2 separate regions of the Homo sapiens genome follow, and region 2 is linked to region 1. Evidence: chromatin contacts called from ENCODE Hi-C or POLR2A ChIA-PET data. All regions are on one chromosome and are shown on one strand. The core of a region is the stretch at or near the end of the contact, and the rest is flanking DNA. Distances in the headings are between cores, read along the strand shown.

Region 1 (3,701 bases), core at 703-3,202:
CCAGTTTTGAATTCCAGGACATTCTGTGCCACGCTGCCTCACACCTTCAGACAGCGAGTTCCATGGCAGTCTTCCCTCCCTGGGACGAGTCTCTCCACCGAATGTGCGGGGACTGAGGTTCTACTGCCCATAGTGACACGGAACGGTCTTAATCTCTGGGCCCCAAAGAGAAAAATGTTCTTTAGTTGGGAAGATCAGGTTTACATGTGAAGGGCTGCCTGGCTGGAAGAGAAGCTGAGGAAGGAAATAGCGTATTAGACGGTGCTGCCCTTGAAAACGCAGTGATGTATATTCAGCAGCGTGTGTCGTTCGCTGAGCACAAACGTTCATAGAACTGTGGATTCTAAACGTTCAAGAAGAGCTGCACTTTTCTAAATTTCATAGAAATGTGAACTTGTTTAAGAAAAAGGGATGGGTAGAGGGTTTCACCTATGGCACACGTTTTAACAAAGAATTCTCCCAGCACTTTGGGAGCCAAAGCAGGAGGATCACTTGCGCCCAGGAGTTGGAGACTGCAGTGAGCTGTGATTGCACCACTGCACTCCAGCCTGCGGCACCAGAGGGAGACGCTGTCTCAAAAACAAAACAAAACAAACAAACTAATAATAATTCTGTAGCGCTGTCTTCATTGGTGAATGAATGTGTGAGGATAGAATTTGAGAGGTCTTAATTTTATGGCCTCCTTTGGTCCCCCAAGATAAAACACACTGCAGCTGCGAAAATGATGGGTTCTTGTGAACAACTGTTTTATGTGAAGCCTCATGGTAGAGGGAGCTGGCCCTGCATACTGGTATCAGCGTAAAGAACAGTCAGGCGTGCCTGTGAGCAAGGCAGGGCCGTGACTCAGACTTCAGTAAACACGAAGTGTGAGTTCAACCCAGAAAAATGCTGTCTCAGGTTTTGCAGACTTGTCAGAAATAAATCACCAACTTTAGGAAGCTTTGGTGCAAGAGCCTTGAAGAATTTTCTTCAAGGTGTTTTCTTTCCTGCCTGCATCCTAGCATCCTGGTAACCAGGGCGAAGTGGCTGTCGGTGCTGGAAGAGAAGGCCGTGAAGCCGGGTGAGTGTGCCTCTTTAATACTCATTCCCTGTACTGCCAATCAAGGCAGTTAAATCCATCCTGTTTCCTGCTTGTGAGTGAGGCTTCAGGAGCTGGGTTTACTTTTAATCTTTTGGTGATTCTTCACCCCAGTGGAAACCCACAGTCTCCAGATGCCCCAGACACATCCAGCCATTAGAAGTGCAAGGATGAAAGTATTTGTTTAGATGGAAGTATACTGATGGACATTGAAACGTGGTGATGATGAGTGAAATAATCAAATTGCAGAAGATCGTGCTCCAGACACGATCCTGTCCACCGCCTCCCTGCTGAAGGCCTAGAGCAACGAGTGTGTCTACAGGTGTGTCAAGAGCAGTGTCCTCCTGGCCTTCATCTCACGTATGGCTCTGCAGGGGACAGACCTCCCAGCCATCCCCGCCTCTGGAAGGCAGACCGGCCCCATAAGTATGCACACCCCCTGCCCAGTGCTTGGTTTCATCCCAAGGACACGGTCTACGGGGCAGCCAATATGCACAGTCCCTTCTCGTTATCTGAGGCAGCAATGCTCCACAAAGTCACTGTGAACACCGAGTTAGCACATATGGAACCCTTGCCCCGGGGGAAATATATTTATACACACACCTCTCACATCGATTATAGTCTTAAAATCCAAAACAACACATCTTGCTTCTATTTTTTTATCTTGTGAAAGAGAAAATGCAGTTCAGAGGCGTTCAGTGACTTGCCCAAGGCCACTGTCAGGTGCCAGAGCTGGGATGCAAAGCCTGGGAACGAGGCACCCTGCCTCACCCTGCCCCGGTCTCCTGTGTGTGAGAGGGAGCTAGGGAGGCCACGTCTCCTTGTGTGACCTCAGTGGGAACCGACATGGGTGACTCAGGGTTTTGACTGCTCTGCAGTGTCTGAGAGTGACCGCAAAAGCTCCAGAGTATAGTTCTGGAGGTTACACATGCATTTTAGTGAGTAGGCAAATTCACAAAACTAAAATCTGCAAATGGAAGCCACTGTATGGAAGGACAAATATTGCAACATTGTTTATATGAGGAAAAATAGACACTACCTGTATGCCCAGCAGAAGGAAATTCATTGAATAATTTAGGGTACATTCTTAATTTATGCAACCATTAGAAGTGCAAGGATGAAAGTATTTGTTTAGATAGAAATATACTGATGGACGTTGAAACATGGTCATCATGAGTGAAATAATCAGATTGCAGCATTATAAGGTGCGGTCATGTTTGTAGGTTGAAAACGGGAATATATGGATGTTTACATGCATACTCATATATGTATATACATGGGTGTATTATATGTGGATTCCAACTGATTTTTTTTGTTTGTTTGATTTTTTGAGAGGGAGTCTCACTCCAGCCCAGGCTGGAGTGCAGTGGGTGCAATCTCAGCTCACCGCAACCTCTGCCTCCTGGGTTCAAGCAGTTCTCTTGCCTCAGCCTCCCAAGTAGCTGGGATTACGGGCATGTGCCACCACGCCCAACTAATTTTTCTGTATTGTTAGTAGAGATAGGGTTTCACATATTGGCCAGGCTGGTCTCAAACTCCTGACCTCAGGCGATCCACCCACCTTGGCCTCCCAAAGTGCTGGGATTACAGGCGTGAGCCACTGTGCCTGTCCCCAAGTGCATTTTTTTGTCATAACTTTTTTCTTAACATAAAGTTGTGCCTTGGAAAATGGTTCATGAATGTGGAAAAAAATTCAGAGTCCACAAAGGTGTCCTCATTGCTGCCGCCCCCCTTCCCCAAGGAAGCCGACGTCGTTCCCTTCAGAGATGTTCTGTGCATAGGTGAGTGTGTGTGCCTGAGTGTGTGTTTGTGAGTGTGTGTAAATGGGGTGAGAGCACCCCCATTTTCTGTAGTTTAGGGTACATACCTCACTTCTCCTTAATGGGACTTAGAGTTGATTCCATTGCTGCCCATAGAAATCTTTGGGTCACTGTTTGTTTTTTGTTTGTTTTTTAGACAGGGATTTGCTCTGTTGCCCCTGCTGAAGTGCACAGTGACACGATCATGGCTCACTGCAGCCTCAGCCTCCTGGGCTCAAGTGATCCTCCCACTTCAGCCTCCTGTGTAGCTAGGACCACAGGTGCATGCCACCACACTCAGCTATGTTTTTTTATTTTTTGTGAAAACGGGGTTTCACCATGTTGCCTAGGGTGTTCTTGAACTCCTGAGCGCAAGTGATTCTCCCGCCTCGGCCTCCCAAAGTGCTGGGATTACAGGCGTGAACCACCGTGCCTGGCCTAGCTCACTTTTATTTTCTTTTTACACATCTGTAGTTGTGATTTTTCTCCTTGTGATTTGAAAACATACTCTCAGAGCACCTCTTTAAGGGATATGTTTGCCCAAAGCCTGAGGCCAACCCTCCAGCTTTCCTCCCCACTGTTGGTTCCTCAGCCTGAGGTGGGGGGTCTGAGCCATTCTTACCAGCAGGAAGGAGGTCAGGAGCCCTGCTCAGACCTTAATGGTGGCAGAAATGAATGTGACTCACTCATTTTCATGGGACACGTCAGTCAGTGACATGAAATGGCAGAGAAGACATCACCTTTTATTCTTTGCCTGAAGGAAGAAATAAAATCATCTTAGAGTTGAAGCCAAAATCAACCCTTCTGGTTTTTGGAGCCATCGA
Region 2 (3,701 bases), core at 406-2,905, 74 kb before region 1:
TGGCCTCCTCATTCCCACTACACAAAAATGAAAACGGTCTACAATAGATTTCAAGACAGTGATACAAGCAAAGAATATGATTCACAAAGTTAAGAGGGACAAAAAACTAACAACGATGCGTTGGAGAAGCCTGGGGAAGGGGTGGTGTTATGAGGATTCTCAGGGGTGAAAAGAGAAAGTATTCCTGCGAAGGACAGGAACGGAGACATGGGTGAGTGGAGGAGGCAGGGATTTTTCCCACGTGTGTACGTTTGCTCTTAGTGACAGACAGACTTGTGGTATCTTACTTGTCAAACTAGTCACACAATGGATGAAGATTCGTGAACAAACTGTTAATTAAAAACCACTAGACACGGGTGGGGAGGGTGGGTGGTCCTCCCTACAGAATCCACCAGTCATGAGGGCGGACCAGCTCCTCCAAGAGAAAAGGACTTGGGCTCCATCCTGGCTGGAGATGGTCCCGGGTGAAGAACTCCAGTTAGTGGGGAAAATCCATCCACTGGGATCTGGGAGGGCAATGAGCTCACCTGGGGCCTCGCTTCCCGCTGCCCAGCAGCCATGTCCTCTTTCTGGCTCTCCCGGGAGGACGGCGCAGTCTCCAGAAGGCAGATCTGAGAAGAAAAAGGGAGCCAGGAAGAACCCCTTCTGCTTTCCAGCCCTGGAATCCGCAGCTCTAAAACCCCGACTCCCGCTGAGAAGGACCCCGCGCGCCCTCACAGGGATTCGGGAGGAGCCAGGAGCCCGCGGACCAGAGCAGCGCTGGGCCGCCCGGCCAGGCCCAGGCCCCACAGGCTTGGGGCTTACGGAGGGGACGCTGGACCCGCAGTGGCAGCAGCGACCCGCTGAGCCCACCAGGGCCAGGGCTCGCCCCACGCCGCTGAGTTCCTCGGCGCCAGCTGGCACTGCCAGCACCCACTGCACCGCTCAGGAAACTGAGGCAGCGCCGGGGCACCTGCCCCGTTCACGCCGCTGCGAGGCGGGCCGGGACTCCCACCACGACGGCCCCGGGACGACTTCCCTCCGCCTCAAGCCTTTCCCAGCCGGTTCCTCTCTCTCCCGCCAACGAATCGTCTCCCGACTCCACGGAAAACGGCTTTGAAGAGGAAAGCGCTGGGTGTCCCGAGGCAGGAGGAGTGGCCGTCCTGGGGACTGACTCAGAAACCGGGCCCGGCTGCCTCTGCCCTGCGCTCGGGGTCCCGGCGCCCCGAGTCCGCGAGGCCCACACGGCGCGCGCAGGGTGGGCCCGGGAGGAAACGCCTGGCCCCGCGTTCACGGCGGGCGGCGCGAGCCAGAGGCAGGGGCGTCGGCAGCGGCACCGGAGCGGCCCGTGAGGGGCGAGAGTCCAAGTCCTGGCGCGGGGGCCGGTGACAGACGCGGGGGTGCCCCCCCGCGCCCACAGAGGCCCTCGGAGCCCCGCGGCCTCAGGTCGCCCTGGCGCCAGGCGCCGCCTCCTCCCGGCACAGCCAGCCATGCCGCTCACCTCCCCAGGATCCCGCGTTCCCGGGCCGCGCCTCCCCGCCGCACTCTGCAAGCAGGAAGCTCCAGCCTCGTGACCCGGCTCCTCCGACGTCTGGGCGACCTCAAGCCCGGCGCCGCTCACCGGGCAGCGAAAGCTCCGCAGAGCGCCTGGGACCTAGAGGAGCAAGGCGGCCGCTAAGGCCTCTAGGAAATGGAGTCCACGGGAGGACGCTGGCTTTCTGGGAAGTGTAGTTCCACGCGTTTGAGGCGAGGTCGCAGCTGAGCTGTTAGGCGCCCAGACCTATGAGAGGGCCCGGGTGAGCTGTAGAGCCCCGGGTTCCTGGTTCTTCGGAAGAGAAGGGGAGGTTCCCGGAGGGCAGTAACTTGCAACTCTGTGTGTGAATTTCAGGATGGCGTGGGCGGCACGAAAACAACTACTACACAATTGGGAAAGGAAAATCCCCTGCAAAAGATGTTGACAAAGCTGGATTTCCACGTGCAAAAGATGAGCCTGTACCCTGACCGTACACCATACATAAAAATTAACTCAAAATTGATTAAAAACCTAAATGTGAGACCAAATTATTTTATAAATTACTAAAGTAAAAAGGGAAAAAACTTCAGGATGTTGGAGATGGCAATGATTTCTTGAATATGACATCAGAAGCACAGATAACAGCAAAAATAGACAAATGGGACTACATCAAACTTAAAAACTTTGGCTAATCAAAGGAAACAAAGGCAATCTACAGAATAGACGAAAATGCTTACATATCATATATCTGATTTGCAATGTATCCTGGATTTATATGGAACTTTTACAACTCAACAACAATAACAAAACCAAATAACCTGATTTTAAAATGGACAAAGGACTTGAATAGGCAATTCTCCAATGAAGATATACAAATGAGCAATGAGCAACAAGCATATAAAAAGATGGTAAACATCTCTAGGTATAAGAGAAATATAAACCCAAACTCAATGAGAAATCACTGCACCTCCATTAGGATGGCCACTATCAAAAGGATGTAAATTGGTACAATCATTACAGAAAACGGTATAGAGGTTCCTCAAAAAATTATAACTAGAGCTACATTAGGATCCACCAATCCCATTTCTGGCTATAGATCCAGAGGAAGTGAAACTCCGTGAGATACCTGCACTCCCATGTTAGCTGCAACATTATTCACCATGGCCAAGATATGGAAACAACTATCTGTTGATGGATGAATAGATAAAGGAAATGTTTTGTTTGTTTGTTTGTTTGGGACGGTGTCTTGCTCTGTCACCCAGGCTGGAGTGCAATGGCGCAATCTTGGCTCACTGCCACCTCCGCCTTCCAGGTTCAAGCAGTTCTCTGCCTCAGTCTCCCAAGTAGCAGGGATTACAGGCACCCGCGACCACGCCCAGCTAATTTTTGTAGTTTTAATAGAGATGGGGTTTCACCATCTTCACCAGGCTGGTCTTGAACTTCTGACCTCGTGATCCACCCTCCTCGGCCTCCCAAAGTGCTCGGATTACAGGCGTGAGCCACCGAGCCCGGCCACAATGTGTTTATATACACAAAGGAATATTATTCTGCCTTAAAAAAATAAAGAAATCCTGACATATGTGACAATATGGATGAACCCGGAGGACATTATGTTAAGTGAAATAAAGAAGGCACAGAAATACAAATACTGCATTATTTCATTTACACGTAGAATCTAAAATAGTCAAAATCATAGAAGAAAGTAGCATGGTGATTTCCCTGTGTGTTAATTACCAATCTTCCCATATAGGTAATTCCATATGGCACAACTGTCCCTTACTTGTAGAGCCACGCCCACCCTGTTGCCATGAACTGCAGGTGTCCTTCCATGGTTGCTTGCCCAGTGCAAGGCCCTGTTATCTCTCTCTACACTACTCTACACTTCCACAAGCTGCTGCTTCTGTTTTTTTTTGTTGTTGTTGTTGTTGTTTGTTTTTGTTTTTGAGAGACGGGGTCTCACTATGTTGCCCAGGCTGGTCTCAAACGCCTAGGCTCAAGTGATCCTCCCGCCTCGGCCTCCCAAAGTGCTGGGATTACAGGCGTGAGCCACTATGCCTGGTGTAAAAAAGATTTTTTAACAAAAATGAGATGTTTTATTGTCTTCTCTTTGCAATTAGAGTGAAAGCCAGAATCCTTGTTGTGGGCCCTAAACCATATGGCTTTTGACTCCTTTTCCAGTATCTACTGTTTTTCTTCTACACTCTGCTTC

Evidence for each region. Hi-C counts contacts between places; a loop is a spot of excess contacts on that map. ChIA-PET counts read pairs that join two places held with the same protein, here RNA polymerase II (POLR2A). Pooled maps may share reads with other maps.
Region 2: a map of PC-9 shows a loop between it and region 1 (5-fold over the local background). The contact joins the promoter of ZNF354B here to the enhancer-like site in region 1. A Hi-C loop is called at or near these places in 3 of 168 maps with a recorded cell type or tissue (MCF 10A, PC-9 and astrocyte of the cerebellum) and 1 of 50 pooled maps. POLR2A ChIA-PET finds 5 or more read pairs at or near these places in 6 of 52 experiments (Caco-2, MCF 10A, PC-9 and 3 more).

What each region holds. Positions count from the first base shown.
Region 1 is chr5:178,784,427-178,788,127 of GRCh38, reverse strand. It overlaps the pseudogene AACSP1. Among named protein-coding and RNA genes, the nearest start is that of ZNF354A, 56 kb to the right of the region's middle. Within about 2 kb of position 1,952, at least 2 of the 41 ENCODE cell types and tissues checked have a DNase peak (open chromatin) inside an H3K27ac peak, as active enhancers do.
Region 2 is chr5:178,857,907-178,861,607 of GRCh38, reverse strand. It overlaps ZNF354B (zinc finger protein 354B), which reads right to left and starts at 1,655. Exons shown (of 5, transcript NM_058230.3): 1 at 1,481-1,655; 2 at 528-611. The coding sequence starts at 560. RefSeq lists silencers at 1,089-1,168, 1,249-1,448 and enhancers at 1,589-1,788, 1,073-1,805.